Regions from separate parts of the Homo sapiens genome. Here regions 2 and 3 are each linked to region 1. The links are chromatin loops, found by intact Hi-C in ENCODE. Cell type or tissue: dorsolateral prefrontal cortex. All regions are shown on one strand.

The links. Peaks named below come from ENCODE experiments on the same cell type or tissue, not always from the same donor. Only the 100,000 strongest peaks of a DNase experiment are listed, where the experiment ranks them.
Region 2: it touches region 1 in a loop (4-fold over the local background); 31 of 110 quality-filtered maps call a loop at or near these places.
Region 3: a loop joins it to region 1, with 5 times the contacts of the local background. A loop is called at or near these places in 2 of 110 quality-filtered maps.

What each region holds. Positions count from the first base shown.
Region 1 is chr6:111,706,635-111,714,634 of GRCh38, reverse strand. FYN (FYN proto-oncogene, Src family tyrosine kinase) reads left to right here. Exons shown (of 14, transcript NM_002037.5): 5 at 192-288; 6 at 6,615-6,713. Among named protein-coding and RNA genes, the nearest start is that of TRAF3IP2, 100 kb to the right of the region's middle. RefSeq lists an enhancer at 4,276-4,405. In dorsolateral prefrontal cortex, CTCF peaks have their summits at 2,997, 4,375 and 4,575 (motif pointing left); DNase peaks (open chromatin) are centred at 3,004 and 4,504; H3K4me3 peaks cover 1,294 bases; H3K27ac peaks cover 6,627 bases.
Region 2 is chr6:112,159,466-112,167,465 of GRCh38, reverse strand. It overlaps LAMA4 (laminin subunit alpha 4), which reads left to right. Exons shown (of 39, transcript NM_001105206.3): 13 at 2,190-2,306. Among named protein-coding and RNA genes, the nearest start is that of LAMA4-AS1, 73 kb to the left of the region's middle. RefSeq lists an enhancer at 3,825-3,874. In dorsolateral prefrontal cortex, a CTCF peak has its summit at 3,941 (motif pointing right); a DNase peak (open chromatin) is centred at 3,945.
Region 3 is chr6:111,008,589-111,016,588 of GRCh38, reverse strand. It overlaps RPF2 (ribosome production factor 2 homolog), which reads right to left. Exons shown (of 10, transcript NM_032194.3): 8 at 733-835. LOC124901375 (a long non-coding RNA gene) reads right to left here and starts at 6,368. Exons shown (of 2, transcript XR_007059705.1): 1 at 6,326-6,368; 2 at 3,001-4,757. In dorsolateral prefrontal cortex, CTCF peaks have their summits at 4,537 and 4,737 (motif pointing left); no DNase peak of the experiment used is centred here.

The sequences.
Region 1 (8,000 bases):
CCCTACAAAGACCAAGGCATAAACACAGCCCTGTGACTGTGGTTTTGACACGTTAATTACAACACTTCATCATGTTATTAGTGCTGGCTAGATGTAGATTGTGAGAATGAGATTTTAGTGAAGATTTAATTTCTTGGAATTAATTTCCCCTTGTGTAATAATCTCCCTTCTTGTGAATTTCGTTTCGGCAGGAGTGACACTCTTTGTGGCCCTTTATGACTATGAAGCACGGACAGAAGATGACCTGAGTTTTCACAAAGGAGAAAAATTTCAAATATTGAACAGCTCGTAAGTTTGGAGAGGGAGGAGAAGCATGTATACCTTTCAGGTTGGGAAGGGGTCTTGCATTTCTGGTCTGCATCTCTTCAGATGTCTGAAATGCTAAAAGAACATTTGCTAAATTCACTGGTTTACAACAATATACTTTGAGAAAAAGAAGAGTCAGTGACACAGTGCAGTATTTTATGGCACTGTGTGTCCAAGGAGATTTTTGGAGAGTACCAAAAATACTAGCACAGTCCATGTTTATTGGTTTTGGTTTAGGTTTAAAGGTTGTAAAATCACCAGCATCGCTCTCCACAGCCCTGAGTGTTTCTACAAACCTACAGTTTCAAGTGATTGGCACAAGCCTTGGCTACCCACGTTTCGTGCTCTCTGCCTTGAGATTTTCTTCACATTTCAGATGTTACACTAGCTAAGCCCTCACTTGAGGCTTGCAACAAGTTCTTTATTTTATAAACTGCTAAACATTTCTTTGGTGAAGCCTGTGGAGGCGTTTCCCTATAACAAAAATTTGGGAGTGACTGGAATCTTTTGGAGCTAGAAGAAGTGATTTTACCCACTCTTGAATGAATATGCTGCATGGTTGTTTAATGTTGGCCAGGAGGAACAACAGTTAAACAAGCAGTGGGGAGATTTCAAGAGTGAGGATCACTCACTTTTCAAATCCTACATTCAGTACCTCCATAAGAAGAGTAAACACGGGTCAGATTTTCTTAGGGTTTATAAATACTGCCTCTATTAGATTGAGGCAGTGTATGTGGATGAGGCCCTTCAGAAAAAAATCTAGGTTCTGAAGAAAGTGTGGGGGGGTGGGGTTCCACATCAGCAAGCCAGGCATCTCCAGCGTCCCTATGAGTGCTCCCGGTGGTTGGGAAAGAATGCCACCCAGGGGCTGAGGGGCACACCAGGAAGTTCTTCTATGCCACCAAGTCTGGTTGCTTCTCCTCTGCTCTCTGAGCAAATCAGATTCCATGTTGGCAGAAGGACTTGGAGCCAGGCTCCTCAGCTTTCCCAGAAGGATATGCCAGAGGGAGTAAGAGGCAGCCCTGGTCACACTGCACATCCCAGGAAAGAGGAGTGCTGATTGCCACAGGGACCTCCTTCAGGCCTGAAAACTGCCTCCTTGGAAAGCCCACCCTTTTCTTGAATGCCCCCTGGCTCACAGAACCATGCAGTGAGAATATGCCGCCTTTCAACAGCAAGAACTGAATACTGCCATAAAGGGCCAACGACTCTCTTCGAGACATCAGAAGGCACAGTCTACATAGCCACAGGGTTTTCAAACATATATTAGGATTGTCATCATTAACAAAGGTGTGGGGTGGTGTTTTTTTAACTTTTTGTTGGAACACATGCAGAAAAGTGCACGTATCAAAAGTGTACACAGTGATGTTGCACAACAGTGTGAACGTACTTACTGCCGCTCAACTGTACACTTAAAAATGATTAAAATGATAAATTTTATGTTGCCTATATTTTACCACAATTTTCAAAAAGTATACAGTTTGCTGAATTTTCACAAGCTGAACATGCCTGTGTGGCCACCAGCCAGGTCAAGAAGAGTGTTACCTGCCCCCCAGGAGTCCTCCTCCTGTAGCCACAGGAAGTTTTTAAAAAATAATAAACAGCTACCATTCATTGAAGGCTCCTGATGTACCAGCCATGAGCTAAGTTACAAACATTCTCATGCATTCTTCCACTACTGTCTGAGGTATGCATCGACGTCATCGTTTGATATCTGAGGAGCCAGAGGCCCAGATTAGGAAACTGCCCCAGAGCACAGAGCTGGCAGGTGGCAGAGCCCAGGGCGAGGTGCAGGGAGGCATCCTGAGAACAGTGTCAGGTTTGATCTGGGAAAGGCCCAGATACTTTATCAAAGGGGATGGGAACCTTCAAGTGACAGGAAGCTTTGGAGAGTTGACTGGGGCTGGGGAGGAGGGGATTGGGCTTTGATCTCTCTGGGTATACCTCCTTGCTGTTATTTTGCTGCTTGTTGGAGTCCATTAACTTTGAATTCTGAAATCCTCCGCCCCTTAGCCTCCCCTACATGCCAAGGTTGATTAGAAATTTCAAGACTATTTGTAAACTTTCAACTGCAAGAACCAAGGAATAGTAAGAGTGCAGACCCAGCTCTCAGGAGGCTTTGTCCACACTGCACGTGCGTCTGTGCATTACGCTGGAGGGCGTTGGAAAGTCAGTCCCTGCCAGTGTCAGTCCCATGGCTTCTTCCTTTGTTAATCTGGAAACGATCTGCAGTGTCACCAAATTGAAATTTTAGAGAAACACTTAAGGAGGATCCAATCCGTCTCAATCTCTATTTTGTGACTTCCATGCACGGCCTTTGATGTTTACGGAGTCCTTTGAGCCTCCAACCCTGTTCTTGTAGAGGAAAATATTACAAAGGTTCTCTTCCTCTTAATGTTCTTCCTTTCTGCCAATGGAATTCCATATCAGTGGAATTTTAAAATTCCCTTTCTCAAGGTTATAGAAAAGAAAAATAAGGTTTGTGTAACAAGACAATATCCTGAAGTCAAGGGTAATAACAGGGAAGAGAAAATCGTGAAGGAAAAACAAAGCAATAATACAGAAGCAGATGGCACACGGCTCCTCCCCTCCCCCATCCTCTCCCGCCTCTGGCTCTGGTCCTCAGAGGAGAGGGAGGAATGGGGCTCTGTTCTGCCAGGGCAGCTGCCACACCTCCTAGTGTGTGTCCTCCCACTCCCTTCCCTGGTGGAGCCCTGGTGGCGCTGGAGGCCACAGGGCTGGCTTTGTTAAAGTACAACATACACCGTGGGATGTGCATGTATGTATGTACCCAGAGGCGGTGTTCCTGCTACCCAGCAAGGGGCAAAGGTGCTTCATTGACCCGTTGTAAGTGCTCAGTGTCATGTATTAGGACATTATTAAATTTGAACCCCTTTTGCAAAGTATTTAAGTTCATCCATTTTATTCCTTGTTTTCACATTTCAAGACTAGTCGTTTACCATCTACGAACAGTGACTCTTTAAAATGTAATACATGTTTTACACAGAGTGGAGTATTGGTCACAGCTGAGGGTAGGTTTGTTGTTTTTTTTTTCCTATTGTGATAAAAAGAAATCCTGGTTTAGAGCCCCACCCAAGCATTTGATAAAATTGTTACCGACATAAAATGCTACACTACTGAGCAGATCAAGGCTGACTTCTGTTGGCAAATAACTACTCCCTGGCTCCAAGGCTCTAGGGCTCCCAGCTCCGGGGCCCACAAGCCTACGAGCAACTTTGGGGTTTGGGGGTAGACACTTTTCTTGGTGTGGGGTGTGGTGGGGGCACAGAATCTTTTAGCAAGTCTTTAAATCAGAGGAACAGAGACAGCTGTTATAAAACCTTAAAAGCCATTCTAAACCAGCGCCAGGCTTTAAATCATATATTTGAATTAGAGCAAGATAACAAAGAATATCTCACCAAGTGCAAACTGAAAAATCTGAACTATAAGAACCGTTTAAAGAAATACAGCTTTAACAATGCTAATTACCCACAGTAACTCAAGAAATAAAAGATAACATAGTAGAGATCCTATTTTCCTAAATCAACATGAATATAGAGTATATCTATTTATAGGTGAATTGGTGCTTCTAGTGTATCAAAAAGATGACTTAATTCACTCGCTCAACGGCTCTCAATGAATATTTTGAGTCTGTACCAGCCTCTCTAGGCTCAACATGTGAGGTTTACTACATAATAAACATTGAATCTTTGTCACTTTATGTCTCCTTTGATGAAGAAGATGACCCTAGAAAGCCTAGAAAAAGAGAAATCAAGGATTTTATCTTTCTCATGAGTAGCTGAAAACCCTTGTGAGATTAATAGGGTCAAGTGAGAAAATCATGAATTCCTGATTCATGACTTCAGAATGAGCTGATAATTGCATTCTGATCTGTGCTACACTATTTAGGTACCTAGACCAAAATGAGATAGTTAATGCTAGATTTGAATTGGAAATGACTTCATTAATGCCAGATCACCTGAATAAGGCTGGGCTTGTCCCAACCTGCAGCAAAATGTATTGGCTTCCCGCCCCTATTGACAGTCTCAGATACCCTAAAATTGATGCTAGCCATTTTTTTCTTAATTTAATTCAATTAGAACTAACTTGATGAAGGTTATCTTGCATTAAAAAACAATAAGCCTCTGCTACAAGCACTTAATTTTTTCCTCGCCATTTTGGAGCATTTCCCAGGCTGGGCGGGAGAGGGTGGAGGGGGAGGAGCTGGGTATTGTTATTTTTAATGATGAAATGTCTCCATCTAGTGGAACTTCAGAGCAGTAAACCTTGTCACTATATTAAAGTGAAGATTATGTCTCCAAAGCCATTTTCCTTAAACACATACAGTGTTTAAAGAAAAAAATAAACTTCCACATATGTTCTTAGATGATATCCTTACAACTGTATGTATTCCTTTTGGAAGGCATAGAAATGAGACCAGTACAAACTGTTAACATTTTTAATGTCATGATTTGAACCTCAAAGAGAGGGGTGCTTACAATAGGGGAGCAGCACAGTGCAGATCCCACCCAGTTGGTAACGATCTAGCTCTTAAGTTGGGCAGTGGGTTCACGGGGTTCATATATACTGTACCTATATTCTTCAGTATGTATAAATATTTCCTAACAAAGATCTAGACATGAACTAAATTTAAGATTATGAATAAATCTAGACATGAACTAAATTTTATGAATAAAGAACTTTCTGAATATGAGTACTGTACTTTTGCTGGATTTGTAATAGGGTAAAAAGGAGAGATTAGGAAACTAAATTAAAGCATAAGGTTTTAAAAACCTTTGCTGGCACCTTGGTTTTTTTTGTGGGCTATTCTGTTACTTATGCCACCAAACATTTTCCCACAGCAGCACCCCCAGCACATGCTGGCTGGTCACCTTTGTTCTGTTGCTCTATTAAATCCTATCTGGAGGCGTTGCTCACTGCTCACCTTGCTCAGAGAGTCCAGCTTTAGAGAGCGGCCTCTGGAGTAATGCTTGAGTTTAATGTGGAGGCTGATTATTCTCTACCTGATTAAATCTGTCTGGGGAGCATCTTTACCATGGCCAGAAGCTAACACATTTTTTTTTTCCCCTGGCTGAAAGCTTTGACACAGAACTCAGCCAAAAGAACGATTTTTTTTTAAAATGCCTGAAGTTTTGCTTGCTGCCTCCAAGGACCAAAAAAGGAGGAAAAGAAGGTCCTGAGCCCCAGGAGATCAGATTTGCTGGGAGGTCTGATTTGCTTGAGGGCAATCATGTCGTTGACTGCAGGCTGGTGGAAGGTTCTGCAGATACTCAGTGGATGTCAGAGCCGCAGCGCCACATCCATGGCCTCCCCGATGTTAATGGGAAGAGGTACACACTCCATTCCTGCTCTTCATCACAGGTAGCCCTGTTTGAATCTAAGCAGATGAATTTGAACTGCTTAATGTACTCACTGGCTTTAAGATGAGAGTAGCTACAAGATCCCCTTTCACCTCCTCTGAGAGCTCCCCAGATTGATACCACACTGCTGTGCTGTGGCATGGAGCCTAAGGCAGTACAAAGTGGCGTGACTAAAAATCTCACTCCCTTGCCGAGTTTCTGTGCTTCACCTGTGCGAGCACACGCAGCCATTCCCATCCTCACCCCTTGCCCATGAGCCTCAGGCCAGTGCTCTGGACATTTGATGGAATCACTTCAGACTGAAAATGCCTGGGGAAGGTGATCCTACTGTAGCATCATTCTACCTGCAGAGAGGTGTCTCCCCATCTTTTTGAGAGCAAGCCAGGCACGTGTTTAGAGCATGCCTTCATCCCTCATCAGACCTCCTAACCTCCCAATGTTAAGATGTTAACATTTCTAATGTCATGATTTGAACTTGAAAGAGAGGGGTGCTTACAATAGGGAAGCAGTACTGTGCAGCTCATATTGACCTCAGACCTCCTAAAAAGCTTCCCTTCCCAGATGATCTGCAGCTAACATGTTCTGCTTAATTAGGCTGAGGCTGGATTCCTTTTCCATCCATCCAAGTTAAGGACACTAACCAAGCAAAATGCCCCCTACCAAGAGAGACTTCTCATGGCCAGGATTCCACATTCTTAATTCACAAATAAGGCAAGAGACAACTGTGGGTTCATCTCATGGCTGACTCGAACTGGAACCTTCTGACCTTCACAGGGGGACTATGTTGGAGTTCAGAGTAAAGGAATAGGTTGGAGAAATCGGGTGGCAGGATGATTAGGTGACAGTTATACACTTCAGACCACAGTGAGTCTCTAACTGCAAGCTGTTGAAATGGTCAACATATTTACTTTTCTTTTTTATTTACAGGGAAGGAGATTGGTGGGAAGCCCGCTCCTTGACAACTGGAGAGACAGGTTACATTCCCAGCAATTATGTGGCTCCAGTTGACTCTATCCAGGCAGAAGAGTATGTTTCATTTTGTTTTCACTTAACTACTTGATTTTAAAAGTTGATTGCCGCAATAAAATGCCATCAGCATTGGGCAGGAGGGAGAAGAAATTCACAGCAGTGATTAAGGCTGAGTTTTTCAGGCTTTCTGCCCCGGTTTTTACCCTGTGTAATACTTGCACTATTATTAACTTAATGTTTCTCTTGAAGCCTGCTCACTTATTTTGAAAGAAAACTTTCTATCAATACCCTAAATGAAAAGCCAGTAAAACTTGTCATAGATTAAAAGTAGCCATAAAAATATGAAATGCTAGCTAGAGCATATATTATTGCCAACCCAAGTTTCTAAGCCCGCAGTCCACTCCCTCTGTTGGGAAGAGAGGGGAGAGTAGCAAGTAATTGCCACAGATTAAACTAAGATTTTTCTCCTAAGTGTGATCAGAAATATTAAAAGAGTGCTGAAAAGACACCTTCTATGCCCGGTAAAAGTGACTCACATACAGTGTGTCCCCCCAACTTGGGAAATACTACAGTGATTTGGAACCTCAGTTGGCTTCTTTGGTAGTAAACAGTGACGAGCAGTTATTTGGCCCAACTATTCAACTGGTAGCAGTTTAGGAAGGTGTTCAGTAGGCTGAAGGGATCTAAAAGGGATAACCTTTCTCCCTTCTTCTGACCCATGAGGATTAACAGGCACTCCCAAGGGGAAGAACTGCCAGTGGCTGTTTGCCAGCCCTGAGGGAAGGAGAGATGGAGCCATGATTTCCCAAATGCAGGAACTTGGCCTCCTCCTGACACCTTGGGTCTTGCCTCTCTAAAAAGGAAGTTGAGAAAAGTCAGTCACCAAGCCCAACCTTTGGCTCTGCTATTTAATTTCACCATGGATTTGTTTAAGTAGTGCAAGAGGGATTAGACTCCACACCCTAGCCAAATCCCCAGTTGGATTGTTCTATTCTTTAATTCCTTTGTATTTCCTCTAAGAGGATCTGTTTTGTTTCCCACTCTCAAATACTCAGTGGTTCTTAGTTGTTTCTTTCTCCTAGTGACTGTGTTTCGTCATCAGTGAATCAAGGTATTTGTATTTAATTTGTATTTTAGGGCAGATTTGCAAACATCTTTGTGTTCTTTCAGAATAAAAAGTACCACCAAAATGTAGCATTACCCTGATTTAACTGGGAATTTGTCAGCTATATATTTAAGTTATTTTTATAATGGTCAACTTTTTAAATATTTTGTTTTTAAAGAATATTATTTTTTAAAATAATGCCTTCGGTTTTACATATGCAATTAACTATCATTATCTTA
Region 2 (8,000 bases), 450 kb before region 1:
CCTTACTGGAATTTGACTCTGTGTTTTAGAAAACAAACTTAAGTGGGTTTGTTGTTGTTGTTTTGAGACACAGTCTTACTCTGTCACCCAGGCTGGAGTACAGTGGCACAATCTTAGCTCACCACAACCTCCACCTCCTGGGTTCAAGCAATTCTGTTGCCTCAGCCTCCCAAGTAGCTGGGATTACAGGCATGTGCCACCACACCCGGCCCAAATTTAATTGTTTTAATTTTACATTTCACTATTACACCTACAGCATGGGCTAGAAAAGAATAATCCCCAAATTTCAGTTATCATACAAAACCAAAAAAGTACCCACAGAGCTTAATCATTTTGACATGTACCAACAGTAGCCATACAACTAGCAATTACATTATTTTGTCATCTTACCTCTATCTCCAAAGGGTAACAGAATGATTAAAAACTTATCAGATGAACATGAGATTGTATAGTTTAAAAGTAAGTAAAATACTCCTTCAAAAGCACTGTTTAGGGATTACTATATACCCAAGCTTTACCTTCCCAGGACTGTTTTTTGTTGTTTTTGTTGCTGTTGCTGTTGCTGTTGTTGTTGTTGACCGTGGAACTTTTTCTATTTTTTTGCATATGTAATATGCACAGTGAAGCATGCTGAATAGTGACAATTGTGTCATTTTCATAATTATCAGTTTTCAACATTTTACTTTGTTCAAGTTGACCACTTTTCTGTGGAAATATCTTTATTTGTTTCAAAGCTAATTTTATTCATTTCTGTCTAATGCTATATACGGTAAGTGGGAGAAACTCATTAACTTGAAGCATATTGTTTTTCATCTACTGCAAATAAGCTTATATACAGTGCTATTAGCACACAGCTTTGAAGTTTGTCTCTGACTTCAGGGTGTTAGCAGTGTTCTCCCGCAGTCACCCAGAGAGAACTTACAGAAGGGGTAAAGAACACTGTAAAAGGAAAACAGTTCTGTGAGAGGTAAATAATACCAACCTTTTTTCAACTCCCTTCTTTTACATATTTTAATACACATATTTTACAGTATTGCTTTTGCTGTATAACTCCCAGTCTTTGTAAAGATAAGAATAATTGATCTCAGATAGTCACACTGTATTAGGCTTGATGGATATTCAGGGAAAATTGTTTCTTTAAAAATGTTCTTGCATTAAGAGGATGTTCAAATGTGATTCTTTTCTGTCTCTAGACCTACACCTACCCCATAACAACATATCTGGAGAAGATGGGTTCCATTCTTCCTTTTCTTTAAGCCAGAAAAGACTGCAGGGAGTAAGAAAGGACATTAAGATGAACTTAAAAAGCTTTAAAGTATTTCCTTCTCTATCTAGGCTTCTATAATTATTTCTATGATATTCTAGATTACACTATAATGTATATTTCAACTCTGACTTGTTACTATTTCTAAGGTAACTTCAACTCATTTTTCACTCAAATTGTAAAATGAGTCTTTTACTTTTCCCTCCTAAAGTTTCTTTCTATGTTTCTTTCAAACTCTAAACTCATTGGAAGCCCCATAATATTTCTTCAGAATCACAATGTCCCTGCCTCTAGAACCTAAAAGTGATGGTAGAAATTAAAGTACTCATCAAGACATGTATTAGTATTTACTTTCCCTTCTCAAAACATCTGAGCATTTACAATAAAGAGCTCTGAGAGGTATGAAGCAAGATTAAAATTTGATGCTTTAATAGTAGGGCCATTTTTAATTTTTAAAAGGACATAATAAGATTATTTTTGTATATTCTCTGTTCCTGTCCAAATGGGCTGTTTGTGTCAGGCCCAAGGCTGGCACATGATAAATACTTTTTGAATTAATTCATATTCCAATCACTGCAAATATAGAGCCTGTGTTCAATCCTTTCTCCATAGTCCTCTTTTATATTCTGGGAAAAAGAGACAAATGCCCTCTCTAAGGCGCTAGCTCTCTTTGAAATGACGGTGTTATAATAATCCTCCGTATGTCTAATCTCCCAAGATTCTTACTGTTGTTATCTCTGTATTATAAATGAGAAAGCAGCATCAAACAGGTAGCATTCCCCAAAGGCACACAGCAAGGATGGAGCTGGGATATGAACCCAGATTTGTCTGAGTCCAAAGAGAGCAAGTTGACATTTACTGCTCTCCCCAACGCTTTCCCTAAAGACATATTCACTTCACTCTCCCTTACTCTTCCTTCCCGCAGAAACAACAGGAAAGAGTGAGGGAACAAATGGAAGTGGTGAACATGTCTCTGAGCACATCTGCGGACTCTCTGACAACACCTCGTCTAACTCTTTCAGAACTTGATGATATAATAAAGGTAAGGACGCACGTGACTTGTTCAGGTTTGTATTTCCAGCAGGTTACAACAGCAGCTCAGTGTCACAGAATAATAATAAATTCATATCTAACCAGTGAGCAGGCATTATAAAGATCAGATGACTGAATGTTTTAGTTTCTTGCACTGTACGATGACCACCAGCCACATATGACTACTTAAATTTAAATTACTTAAAATTAAATAAAATTAAAATTTTAATTCTTCAGTCACATTAGCCACTTTTCAAGTCCTCAGCAGCCACATAGCTAGCAGCTACTATATTCAGTGGCACAAGCATTGTGCAGAAACAGGCATTGCGCCACTGAATATAGTGGAACTTCTTGCAGAGAGTTCTATTGAAAATGCTGCTCTCGATCCATCCTACTCACTCTTCACTCATAAAGTTGTGTTTGATAAATCTGGCATTCAAAATCAATAAAAGTCACATTTTGTAAAAGTAGAAAATTTCCAATAAAATGCAGTGAACTGAACTATCATGAAATTACTCTTAGTTCATTTTATTACCTTTCGAAAGATATCACTTTAAGGTCATTTGATTGTCCGTTGACTATTTCAGCACCAAACTGTCTTTCTCTCCAAACTGACTCCCATCACTCTCCTTGGTGACAGCAAAATCCATATGGATGAAGTCACCGACTCTCTGACCTCCAGCTCCTTGAACTTGCCCTTTCCAGCAAGCTTATCCTCCAGTCCACCTCTGTTTTCCCACCTATGGCCATACCCAGATCTTGTCCTCAGTAACAGTACCTCCTCCCAAACCCTAGTTTCAAGCACCTCCCTCCCAGAGCACCATCTCCTATCTCACTTATTCTAGAATGCCCACTCCAGTAATTCTCTGGCCACATGGAGACCTCCCTGCCTTTTTTACCGTACCCCTCTCATGTCCTTTCTTCCCTCCTTAAGCAGCTCAAATTATCAAATATAATAATTCTTTCAAAATACCCTTAACTACCATATCTGCCTGTTCCTCTGTTGTACCTACCTGAGATTTCTGACTCATCCCCAGCACCATGGCCATACCAGAGCAGCTGCATGCGACTGGTGGGAACCCACTTCCCATGCTATCAGTTCTGCCTGGTGACTTGGCTTCCTGCTTTCTGAAAAATTAGAAACAAAGAGAAGAGAACTCCCTTCATCCTTCCTCCCCAGATCCGCCGGCCCGCCTGCATCTGTGCCCACACCTCTGCCTCCCCTCCGTTGTAAGCATTCCTTCTCCTGCCCGGCCTTGAAAACAGGTTGCAGGGTTTCACTCCTCAAGTTATGCCCTTTCTTCTGAATCATCCCGTTCTCATTCTTTACTTAATCATTACCATCAGCGTACAAACGTGCTGTACTATCTCCTATCTTTTAAATATCAAAAAGAAAAAAGCCCTGTAAAAAAATCTTTTATAAAGCTTGCATCCCCTCTAACTTCTGCCCTACCATTCTGCTCAGCTTCACAGCAAAATGTCTCGAGTGACTTATCATTGCTGTTTCTACCTCCCAGACTCCCACTGTCCCCTATACTCGGCCGTTTCTGAAGGGGGTTCCATCCCCTTCACTGAGACTGTTCCTGTCCAGGTCACCAGCGACCCGCCTGTCTCTCCCGGGCTTTCTCAGCCCTCCCTCCTCTAAACACCAGGTGGCGCCCTTGTCCTGGCTGCTCTGGTACCGCTCATGGCCTCTACCCTGGCTAGCGGTTTCTTCCCAGCCCCCTTTGCTAGCCTCGCCTCTGCACACCCTCTAAGTGGTCAATATTTTAGGCTCTGCAGGCCACGTACAACCACTGTCTCTTATTTTTTTCTGGGTTTTGTTTGTTTTTAATTTTTTTTTACAACCGTTTAAATATGTAAGATATATTCTCAGCTCAACAGGCTTTGGTTTGGTGCAGTGGCTCACGCCTCTAATCCCAGCACTCTGGGAGGCCAAGGTGGGGGAAAGTGCTTGAACCCAGGAGTTCAAGACCAGCCTGGGAAACATAGTGAGACCCCCTCTCTACAAAAAAGAAAATTTTTTTTTAAATAGCTAGGCGTGGTGGTGCATGCCTACAGTCCCAGCTGCTCAGGAGGCTGAGATGGGAGGATCACTTGAGCCCGGGAAGTGCAGGCTGCAGTGAGCCGTGATGGTGCCTCTGCACTCCAGCCTGGGTGACAAGGTGAGACCCTGTCTCAAAAAAAAAAAAAAAAAAAAAAAAGATTTGAGCTGCACTTGACACTGGGCCATGTTGATCTCTGCTCTGGATAATGAATGGCTCTGTGCTTGGTCCTAGGCCTTCTTTTCTACCTATACTCTCTCCCTAGCTGATCTCATTGACTCCCTTGGCTTTAAAGAACAATTACACACCAATGAATACACAATTATACCTCCAGCTATGACACCTCCACGGAGTTCCAAACTCCTATATCCGAGTGCTAACTTGACATTTTCAAGTCAGAACTCAGTACGACTGTAATAAAGTCACAGTCTCATCTATGATGTATTAATAATAGACATATCAAACTTGACATGTCTTAAATAAAACCCACTCCTTCCCCAGTCTTCTCCATCTCAATAAATGGCACAACCCAATTGCTCAAATCAAAACTCCAGAGTCACTACTGCTTTCTCCTTTCTCCTTATCTCTAAAATGAATCTTGATTTCTTTCTTTCTATTTTATTTTATTTATTTTTTTATTGTTATTTTTTTTGAGACGTGGCTTCATCCTTGTTGCCCAGGCTGGAGTGCAATGGAGTGATCTCGGCTCACTGCAACCTCTGCCTCCTGGGTTCAAGCAATTCTCCTGCCTCAGCCTCCCGAGTAGCTGGGATTACAGGCATCCACCACCATGCCCGGCTAATTTTTTGTATTTTTAGTAGAGATGGATTTTCACCATGTTGGCCAGGCTGGTCTCAAACTCCTGACCTCAGATGATCCACCTGCCTTGGCATCCCAGAGTGCTGGGATTACAGGCGTGAGCCACCACACCAGGCCTTGAATCTTGATTTCTGACCACTTTCCTTGTCTCTACTGCTGCTCTTTGGTCCAAGTCACCTCATCTACAGTTTAAATTGCCACCAGAGCCTCCTAGCTGATCCAACTGTCTCCACTCTTGTCCTTCAAGACATATTCTTTATGCAGTAGCAGAACAATCCTTTAAAAACATAACCAACATTATTTCTACTATAGACACTCCCCAGTGGCACTTAAAGTAAGAAACAAGCTCATTTTGTCATGGCCCATGAGACCCTACATGACCCAGCTCAGACCCACTTTTCTGACCACATACCCAACTCTTTTCTCACTCACTGCACTCCAGCCCAACAAACTCCTCTCTATTTTTCAAATATACCATACTTATTTCCTGCCTCAGGATTTCTGCACCTGCTGCCCTCAGATCTTCAAATGGCTGGTGTCCTTATGACCCTGACATCCAAATGAACCCCTTACCCCACTCACTCCTCATCCCACCCCACCTGTCATATGTTATTCAAAATATCTTTTACTCCCTGAAATTAGCTTGTTTGCTTGTTTGATCACTTGTTTATTACCTGTATCTCTCCCACTAAACTGTAAATTCCTTGAAAGTGGAGACTGTGTTCAAAGGTATTCTACCCCCAGAAGAGTTCCTGGTCCATAATGAGCACACAGGGAATATTTGTTGATGGAATGAATGAGTAAAAGTGGTATGTCCATGGTCTATTTTCCACTTATACAATTAAAAACATTTTTTTCAAAGTATTGTTCCCCAGATGACCAACCAAAATGGCTAGAGGTTTAATACTGCCTCCATAAAAGTAAACCCTTTGTACTACAAACCCTTTGTGCTACATTCTGGGATTACAAAAATAAGTTAAACTCAGTTCCTGCCTCCTAGGATTGTATGATGTGATGAGTTAAATAATCACTTAAAATTATTACAATCATTTGACACATGAATGAATAATAAAAACACATGGCAACACTTAACTCATCCTGAGGAGGTTAGGGATGGCCTCAAAAAGGAAGTGATATTTGAGCTGAATTTGAAAGGAGGAGTAGAGCTTTCCAGGTAGATTAGACAGAAAATAAAGGAAAATTATTCCAGAAAGGGAAAATATTTGCAGAGGTAAGAGACCAGAAAAAATTGTGGAGCATTAAAACAACAACCAGTTGGTCAAGATTAGACCATGGGATATAGCAGGTTGGGGGTCATGAGAATTGATGAAATTGGTGAGAGAAGAGCGGTCAGCTGATGATGTCATGCTTAGAAATTGGACTCATTCCTGCAAAGCAACTGGCTGATTCTGAGAAGGGAAATAACATGGTCAGATTTTCTTAATAGGAAGATTACCTTTCCTGCAAGACAGTGGAGAATGGATTAGAATACTCAAAGACTGCCCTCAGAGAAAGAAGTGAGATCACTCAGGGGAGAGGAAAGGGCTGGGAGTCAAATGCCAAGTTTCACGGTCTCTTTCTTGGTCAGGGAAAGAGGAGACCCAGGAGATAGCATAGTCACAGAAGCTAGGAAAAGAAAAGAGTTTTAAGCAAAGACAGTGGCCAACACTGTAGCAAACCACAGATGGGTCCAGTAAATAAGGATGGGAAAATGTCAAGTGGATCTGGAGATTTGGGGCCAGGTGTTGGTGATCTTGGCAAGAAACATTTCTGTAAAGTGCACTGTGTCAAAGCAAGAGAAAAAGCTAGAAGGGAGCCTAAAGTGAAAGAATAAGGTTTTTTGTTTGTTTGTTTGTTTGTTTTGTTTTTTGACGGGAGATACTTGAGCATGTTTATATCTGAGAAGAGTCAGTAGCTAGAAAGCAAGAATGAATAACGGGGTTACCAAGACAATGGGGCAGCATGCTTTATACAGAAAATGAACATTTTCCTCTTAAAATTGGAGAGAAATTTTTGTGTAGGTGTAGCTATAAATACATCTATAGAGTTTGCGGGGAAGGGCTGGGGGCTGGTTGCAAAAAGCTGGGGAAATACCTGTTCATTGGTTTTGGAGTCTCTGAGGGAGTTAACCAATAAATAGTGACCCTTTCCAGAACCCAAGTTCTAAACAGGTGGAAACATAAATAAAATAGTAAATACAGAGACCAAGGAGGTTGCCTTATTTCTGAAGCAGCTAAGCAGCAGGCATGGCTTTAGGTCTCTTAGCCAAGTGGGGTAGCTGACATTCAGTCCCAGTATTAAGCAGCTGTGCCCACCCAGACAGGCAACACCGTAAGGCTTAGATGGGGGTTCTGCCCAGAATAGTTTTAACATGGAGGAACACAGGAAAACTCAGGCTTTCTGCTGGCAGCTTGCTCCCAGGACAAAGAAGGGTGGAGTTGAGCAGAGCCTATAGAGTTATTCTTCCCAAATTTACCCACAAAATCAACCACTCCCCTCTCACAGGAGTAGAGTGAGGAAAGGGGTAGAGAGGTCTGGAGTTTCACTCACTGTGCTCCCTGCATATAAAGGAGACATCAGAAGTGTGGAAGAAGTGTCCCCCACTAACAGTTTATGACCTCCAAATAAAAAAGAAAATAAAGTGATCTGTTTACAATCAGATGGGGGTGGGTGAAGGAAATGTTGGCTTAGGAATCATGACAATGTTTAGAATCACTATTTGGGTGACTAGGAGAACAAATCTCTTTGCAGCATTGAGGGGCCAGCCAAGGCTGAAACTCACGGGTTTGCAGGAACATCCGTCTACACAGTTGCACGATCTTTAAGCAAAATCGTAGGTC
Region 3 (8,000 bases), 700 kb after region 1:
CCCTCACTCTGTTGCCCAGGCTGGAGTGCAGTGGCACAATCATGGCTCACTGCAACTTCCACCTCCCAGGTTCAAGCGATTTTTGTGCCTCAGCCTTCTGAGCAGCTGGAACTACAGGCATGTGCCACCACGCTGGGCTAATTTTTCTGGTTTTTTTTAGTAGAGATGGGGTTTCGTCATGTTGGCCAGGCTGGTTTTGAACTCCTGGCCTCAAGTGATCTGCCTGCCTCAGCCTCCCAAAGTGCTGAGATTACAGGTGTGAGCCACCATGCTCGGCCTGCTTAAGATTTATATTTATATTGTGGTAGGGGTAGAAGGCCTAGGCTAGAGAGACAGAGTGAAATGAATCTAGCCACTGAATCTTCTTATTCCTTTTAGACTCAATTGTTAAGACTTAGGGTTTTGAGATTTGCTTTGCCTAGCCAAGGATTTGTGGCTTAGTGCTGTAAATCCAACCAAGAACAATAAAGAGATGCTGCATAAAGCTAGGAAGGGTTGGTGCACCTGGCTCAGCGACAGTGCAGCATCAGATGCTCTGGGGCACTGGAAAAGTAGGGTTTCAGAGGCAAAGGACTGAGGATCAGCACAGAGCTGCTGTCACTGCTATCCTGCCAACTCTCCAAGAAACCTTTTGGCCAGATACCAATTCTAAGTTTGGGCTCTAAAAAACAGTCACACAGTTTTAAACACTAACCCTGAGGATTAAGAAAATATGTGAAGAAATGCACTTACTTATAGCTTCGAAAGTAAATCTTCCCATTCAGTGCAGTGAAGTGCAGAACATACTCTAATCCAGCCAGGCGGATATTTGATACTGTGGGGCCTCTGAAGAAATCTAAAAGCACATATTAAATTATTAACAAAACAAAACAAATACTTGCAAAATTCAGTTACAAAGAACTGCACTCTAAACAGTTTTGCTCCAATACTTATCTAAAAAAGCACAAAAAATGATTCCTGAAAAATGTCTGAAGGTCCCACCCCTTAAGCATTTAATCTCATGACTTTATTTTGGTATTTTGGTGTTCAGTTCACTGAGACATTTAATGTTTCTGTTTTGAAGTTCTTCCTCTGAGTCAGCTCAGCATCAAAAAATCATATCCATTAAAAATACTAACTTTTAAAAAATGTAAATCAAAGCATAAAATTTTAATCTACTGGTAGATGAAGATAGCAAATTTCTATAAAAATGGCTGTTCAAATTGACTATTAAAATCAAATTAGCCTTAATTTTTTTTTCTATGAGGGAGGCCAACAAGAAAAAAACTCTAATAAGAAATCTTGATTATATGAACAAAGGATAAGAAACTTTATAAACTGTTAATGCCAGAAAAGAACCTTGCATATCAGTGATAGTCTTTTTTCTCACAAAGTGGTAATCATACCACCGGTGGCACATGAGAGCATTTTAATGATACAAAGCCAGATATAATTTACTACGTATTTATTTTATCCTGTACCATTCTCCATTTACAATAGGGACATAAAATTTCCTTTTAAAAAGAGTAGTCAGCCATGCACAGTGGCTCATGCCTGTCATCCCAGCACTTTGGGAGACTGAGGCGGGCGAATTGCTTAAGCTCAGGAGTTTGAGGCCAGGCTGGGCAACATGGTGAAACCTCATCTCCACTAAAAGTATAAAAAATTAGCCAGGTTGTAGTCCCAGCTACTGGAGAGGCTAAGGTGGGAGGATTGCTGATCCCACCACTGGACTCAGTGAGAACGACAGAGCAAAACCCTGTCTCAAACAATAACTTAAAAAGAGGAGTCAATTAAAAGAAAATCTCCAGTGAACTGCACGCTAAGGATACTACACAGACTTGGCTATGAAAGAAGTTTGGAAAACAAGTGTGATATCTTAATTTTACAGCTGAGAAAATCGAACCTCAAGGAGGCTAAATGGAAATTCATGAATAACATTTGGCTAAGATAAAAGGTCTATATAAAAGTTTATCCAAGTTTGCTTAGGAAGAGCTGCCCAAGGCAGGTGATGTAGTAAGTGGGAAATTCTGTTCTAGTCCCATTCTGTAGCCACCTAGCATTTTCCTTCCTGCTTCCCATTAGCCCATAAGATGCAGATTATCTCCATGTGCACAGATGAACGCATCTTTTGTTGTCTGCTTTTCCTTTCTTGTGCTTAACCAAAAGAAAATCACAGGCCAGGTGCAGTGGCTCATGCCTGTAATCCCAGCACTTTGGGAGGCCGAGGCGAGCAGATCATGAGGTCAGGAGATCAAGACCATAGGGGCTAACACAGTGAAACCCTATCTCTACTAAAACCACAAAAAATTAGCCAGGTGTGGTGGCAAGTGCCTCCCTAGCTACTTGGGAGGCTGAGGCAGGAGAATCACTTGAACCTGGGAGGCGGAGATTGCAGTGAGCCGAGATTGCGCCACTGTACTCCAGCCTGGGCGACAGTGTGAGACTCAGTCTCAAAAAAAAAAAAACCCAAAAAACAAAAAACACAGCATTAACTTGTATAAAACAAACACAAGTGGGCAGGCACATTTATACACCACCCTCCTCTACTCCCCCAAACAAGAAAAAAAAAAAACTAATGAACATTTTTAATTTAAAAAAAGTACATATACTACATATATTTATACATATATTATGTACGGATGGGGTCTCACTATGTTGCCCAGGCTGGTTTCGAACTCCTAGACTCAAGCACTCCTCCTGCCTTGGTCTCTCAAAGTGCTGGGATTACAGGTTTGAGCCACCACGCCTGGCCTGGGACATTTTTATAAAACAAGTTTGTACTTTTCAAGATATTTTAATCTAAATATCATAATAAAGAGCTTTCCCATGATTTTGCCAAAGCCTGACTCTCCTTCAGTGGCCAAGTTAATAAAGCTCACTCATTGGTGTGGCATTACTGAAGTCAGAGTACTTCTGGGAAACGAAATATGTACATTCCAGTCTGCTCTGAAACAACTTTCATAATGCAAAATTTTCAGGACATCTGTGCTTTGGGAGAAAACTTTAGGAACACAATAAGCACATGGAAAAGTACTCTTTATTAAGTCAAAATTTCTAAGACTATGAATATAAAAGGATTTTCAGTCTGTATCCAATAGTTCTAACCAGCCATCCTTTTATTACAACATTTTCTCTTAACTGCCAAACTGAAATTTCACTAAAGTTTGCAAATCATCAAGGTAACACAAACAAGTAATGAATGAAAACGGGAGGGCATAAATGGTAGTACTTAGTAACCGGAAAGCAAATATGTCTAACAGCATGATATTTTCTGGCTAGAACACAACAGAGTATTGTTTACACATGAATACCATTGGCAAGAATCCATTCACTTAATAAATTGTACCAGAGCACCTATTATGCAAAGTGATAAATGACATATAGCATTTTTCTATCAGGGGCCCTGCATTCTAGGTAGATATGAATACATACAAACAACTGCAATTTAAAGTAGCACATTAAAAGGAGAACAGTATAAACCATTCTGGAAGTTCTGAGGAGAGAAAGATCATTTCTAGTTGGGAAAGACGTCATGCAAGTGGTATATACACTGTTAGGATTTTGACCAAGAAGTATGATAAATAACTTTATGAACTTGATAACCTAAAGTATAATAATACTGTATAAATAAAAGCATGGCTGGGCACGGTGGCTCATGCCTGTAATCCCAGCACTTTGGGAGGCCAAGATGAGTGGATCACCTGAGGCCAGGAGCTTGAGACCAGCTTAGCGAACATGGCGAAACTCTGTCTCTACAAAAAATACAAAAATTATCCAGGCATGGTGGTGAATGCCTGTAATCCCAGCTACTCAGGAGGCTGGGGCAGAAGAATCGCTTGAACAGCTGATGCGGAGGTTGCAGTGAGCCAAGATTGCTCCATTGCACTCCAGCCTGGGTGACAGAGTGAGACTCCATTTCAAAAAATAAACAAATAAGAAATAAAAGCATGTACTTTGGAGAGACCTAAGTTCAAAACTTTAATATGCCACTTGGTAAATGCATGACCTTAGAAAAGCTACTCACCTGTCCAGGCCTCAGTTTTCTCAATTGTATAATGAAAATCAGAATTAAAAATTCCTCTACTCCAAATTTTTTTAAACAACCATATATATAATATGCTACCATTTAAGAAGGGAAGAATAGGCCACGCATGTTGGCTCACACCTCCAACTTTGGGAGGCTGAGGCTGGAGGGCTGCTTGAGCCTAGGACTCTGAGACCAGCCCAAGCAATGCAGCAAGACCTCATGTCTACAAGAAATAAAAAAAATTAGCTGGGCGTGGTGACGTGTACCTGTGGTCCCAGCTACTGAGGGGAATGAGGTAGGAGGATTGCTTGAGACCAGAAAGTTAAGGCTACAGCAGTGAGCCATGATCATGCCACTGCACTCCAGCCTGGGCAACAGAGTGAGACCCTGTCTCAAAAAAAGAAAAAAAAAAAAAAATGATGTAAACAAATTAAGAATGAACAAAATGGGTATCTTGCATGAAAAAAAGTTAACTTTTCTTTCTGGTCAATTAAGAAAAAAAAAAAAAAGGAACTTCCTAAATGAAAGCCCTTCATACATTTCTTGCTCCCTACTGATATTTCATTTGAACACACAACATAAACCAAAGAGCAGTTGTTTTACTTCATATTTATACTGAAAACTCAACTTCCCTTGGTGCCCTACAGTCTGAATCTGTTCCTCTTCTACCTTTCTGCTTCTGTCCAGATTCCTTTTTGGTTTTCACTCCCTTCCCCTCACCACTGCATTATGTGATCATTCCTGCCATCTAGTGGAAGCACAAAATAATGAGAAGGTGGGGCTTATTAAAATACAAAAAACATTTAAACAAATGCAAACAAAAGCTCTCTCTGTTATAACAAATTGTAAGTATCTGCCTCACTGACAATAAACAATTATATGGGAGACCTAGGGGAAAGAGAAAAAGGCAGAAAATCTAGGTCAATGGAGTACAAGTAATGGAAATCTTAGCTGAAAATCTGGCTGACATTTTGGCTGGAAAAATACCCTTGACCAGGCACGGTGGATCACACCTATAATCTCAGCACTTTTGGGAGGCCAGGGCAGGCAGATCACTTGAGGTCAGGAGTTCAAGACCAGCCTGGCTAACATGGTGAAACCCAGTCTTTACTAAAAATATAAAAAATTAGCCGGGTGTGGTGGCATGCACCTGTGGTCCCAGGTACTAAGGAGGCTAAGGAAGAGAATTGCTTGACCCTGGGAGGTGGAGGTTGCAGTGAGCTGAGATCATGCCAGGGCAACAGAGTGAGACTATGTCTCAAAAAAAAAAAGAAAGAAAGAAAGAAAGAAAGAAAGAAAGAAAAATACCCTTGATAATTTGGGATATATAATATTGAGAGAAGGAAATATTAGTCATTGTCTTTCATGTATGAATTTAATTCATGGAAAATATGGATAAGAACCTATAAAGATTCTAGAAGGGATCATGGGAATATGTTTACCACAGGCAAGATGGACAGTAGGGGAAGAAAAGCTCAGGCTTTGGAAGCGTTGGGTTTCAACTTGGCCTTACCTACTTAATAGCTCTCATTTAACTTCTCAGAGCCCCTGTTTGTTTTCCCATCTGTGAAATGGGAATGTCATCAAACTCAAGAACTTTTGTAAAGATTAAACAGATAATAGTGGTTCTTAGTTTCTTTTTTAAAAAGTAGCTATTACTAATACGGGAAATAAATTCTAAAAATTATAATCCCAAGAATGGGTGACGTGTTTTTTTTTCCCCTAAAAATTATAATCCTGACAATAAAGACCATAAATAATCCCAAAAAGGGAAAATGAAAGCAATGTATTTGTCACAGTTTTTTTGGTGGGCTCAGATTTGTAAAGCATGTGCATACAACGTAATTTTATACCCCATCAATTTTTCAAAAGTGATCTACAGCAAAGTATATAAAAATTTAAAACAAGGGTAACAAGAAGTGTAGCATAAGCTTGTAAGCATGGTGCAAGAAAAGCTCAAATGGAATAAAGTAGACAAGGCCACTGAGCATCAGATGGAGGCCTCGCGGCTGTCAACACTAAGGTGAAATAGGACCATAAAGGACTGCTGCTTTGAGAGTATCAGTGTACTGTGCAGGAAAAGCTGAATCTCTCAATCCCCATGAGGGAAAAGAAGCAAAAAATTCAGTAAGAAGATTTTCTTAAATTGGAGAGAGCTAGGTGTGGTGGCTCATGCCTGTAATCTCACCACTTTGGAAAGCTGAGGCAGGTGGATTGCTTGAGCTCAGGAGTTTGAGACCAGCCTGGGCAATACAGGGAGACCCATATCTCTACAAAAAATTAAAATAAAAATTAGCTGGGCATGGTGGTGTGAACCTGTAGTCCCAGCTGCTCAGGAGGTAGAGGACTGCTTGAGCCCAAGAGGTCAAGGCTGCAGTAAGACGTGATCACACCAGTACACTCCAGCCTGGGTGACAGAGCAAGATGCTGTCTAAAAAGAAAAAAAAAAAAGAAAAAAAAAAAAATTGAGGGACAGAGAGACAGACCCAAGACCCTTTAAATTAGTACCAATCTCTTGGAAAATTAAATTACTTTCCAGAGTTATAAAAGAGCTGGCAAATATAATTGCAGAATGCTAAGTACTAATAACCTTTTAAAAATCATGGAGGCTGGGTGTGGGGGCTCACACCTGTAATCCCAGCACTCTGAGGGCTGAAGTGGGAGGATTGCTTAAGCCCTGAAGTTCAAGACCAGCCTGGGCAACACAGTGAGACCCCATCTTACAAAAAATTTTAAAAATTAGCCAGGCATAGTGGCATGTGCCTATGGTCCCAGCTACTTAGGAGGCTGAGGTGGGAGGATCACTTGAGCCTGGGAGGTTGAGGCTGCAATGAGCCATGATTGAGCTACTGCACTCCAGCCTGGGCATCAGAACACGACTTGCCTCATAAAGGAGAAAAAAATAGAAAAGGATGTAGTCCTTATATTCATTACACAAATCATTTAGAACTAGCATAGTTTGCTAGGTGTGGGTTATCTGTAGAACAACCTCACAAGGTTCTTGTTAGAATGAAGCAGTGTATATGAAGTGCCTACTATATGCCTGGCACTTAGGATGATGATGGTAATAAAGTAAAAATGAGCCAGGGCCTGTCGCAGTGGCTCATGCCTGTAATCCCAGCATTTTGGGAGGCCAAGGAGGGTGGATCGCCTGAAGTCAGGAGTTCAAGACCAGCCTGGCCAACATAGCAAAACCCTGTCTCTACTAAAAATAAAAAAAAAATTAGGCCTGGCGCAGTGGCTCACACCTGCAATCCCAGCACTTTGGGAGGGCGAGGCGGGTGGATCACGAGGTCAGGAGATTGAGACCATCCTGGCTAACACAGTGAAACTCCATCTCTACTAAAAATACAAAAATAAGCTGGGCATGGTGGCAGGTGCCTGTAGTCCCAGCTACTCGGGAGGCTGAGGAAGGAGAACGGTGTGAACCCGGGAGGTGGAGCTTGCAGTGAGCCGAGATCGCGCCACTGCACTCTAGCTTGGGCGACAGAGCGAGACTCCGTCTCAAAAGAAATTAGTCAGCATGGTGACGGGCACCTGTAATCCCAGCTACTCGGGAGGCTTAGGCAGGAGAATCGCTTGAACCCGGGAGGTGGAGGTTGCAGTGGGCCGAGATCACACCATTGTGCTCCAGCCTGGGCAACAGAGCAAGACTCTATCTTTAAAAAAAAAAAAAAAAAAGGAGCCAGGAAGGTCACTGAGGGCTTCCCGGAAAAGAAACTTGATGATCTGACACTTAAATGAATAGTAGAAACTGGATAAATAAGAGCAATATCAGAATACACAATAGAAATGTGAATAATATATTGGCAATAAACCCTTTCTAATGGAAAAAAAGAAGGCAATAGGAGATCAAGAAGGCCAAGCTACATTGGTTATATATTGTGAAAGGCCTTGTATATTCAACTCAGAAAAACTAATTAAGGTTTTTGAGTTGGAAGTCGGTGATACAAACAATCTTGAAATTTTAATCCCTCAACTTTCTAAATTT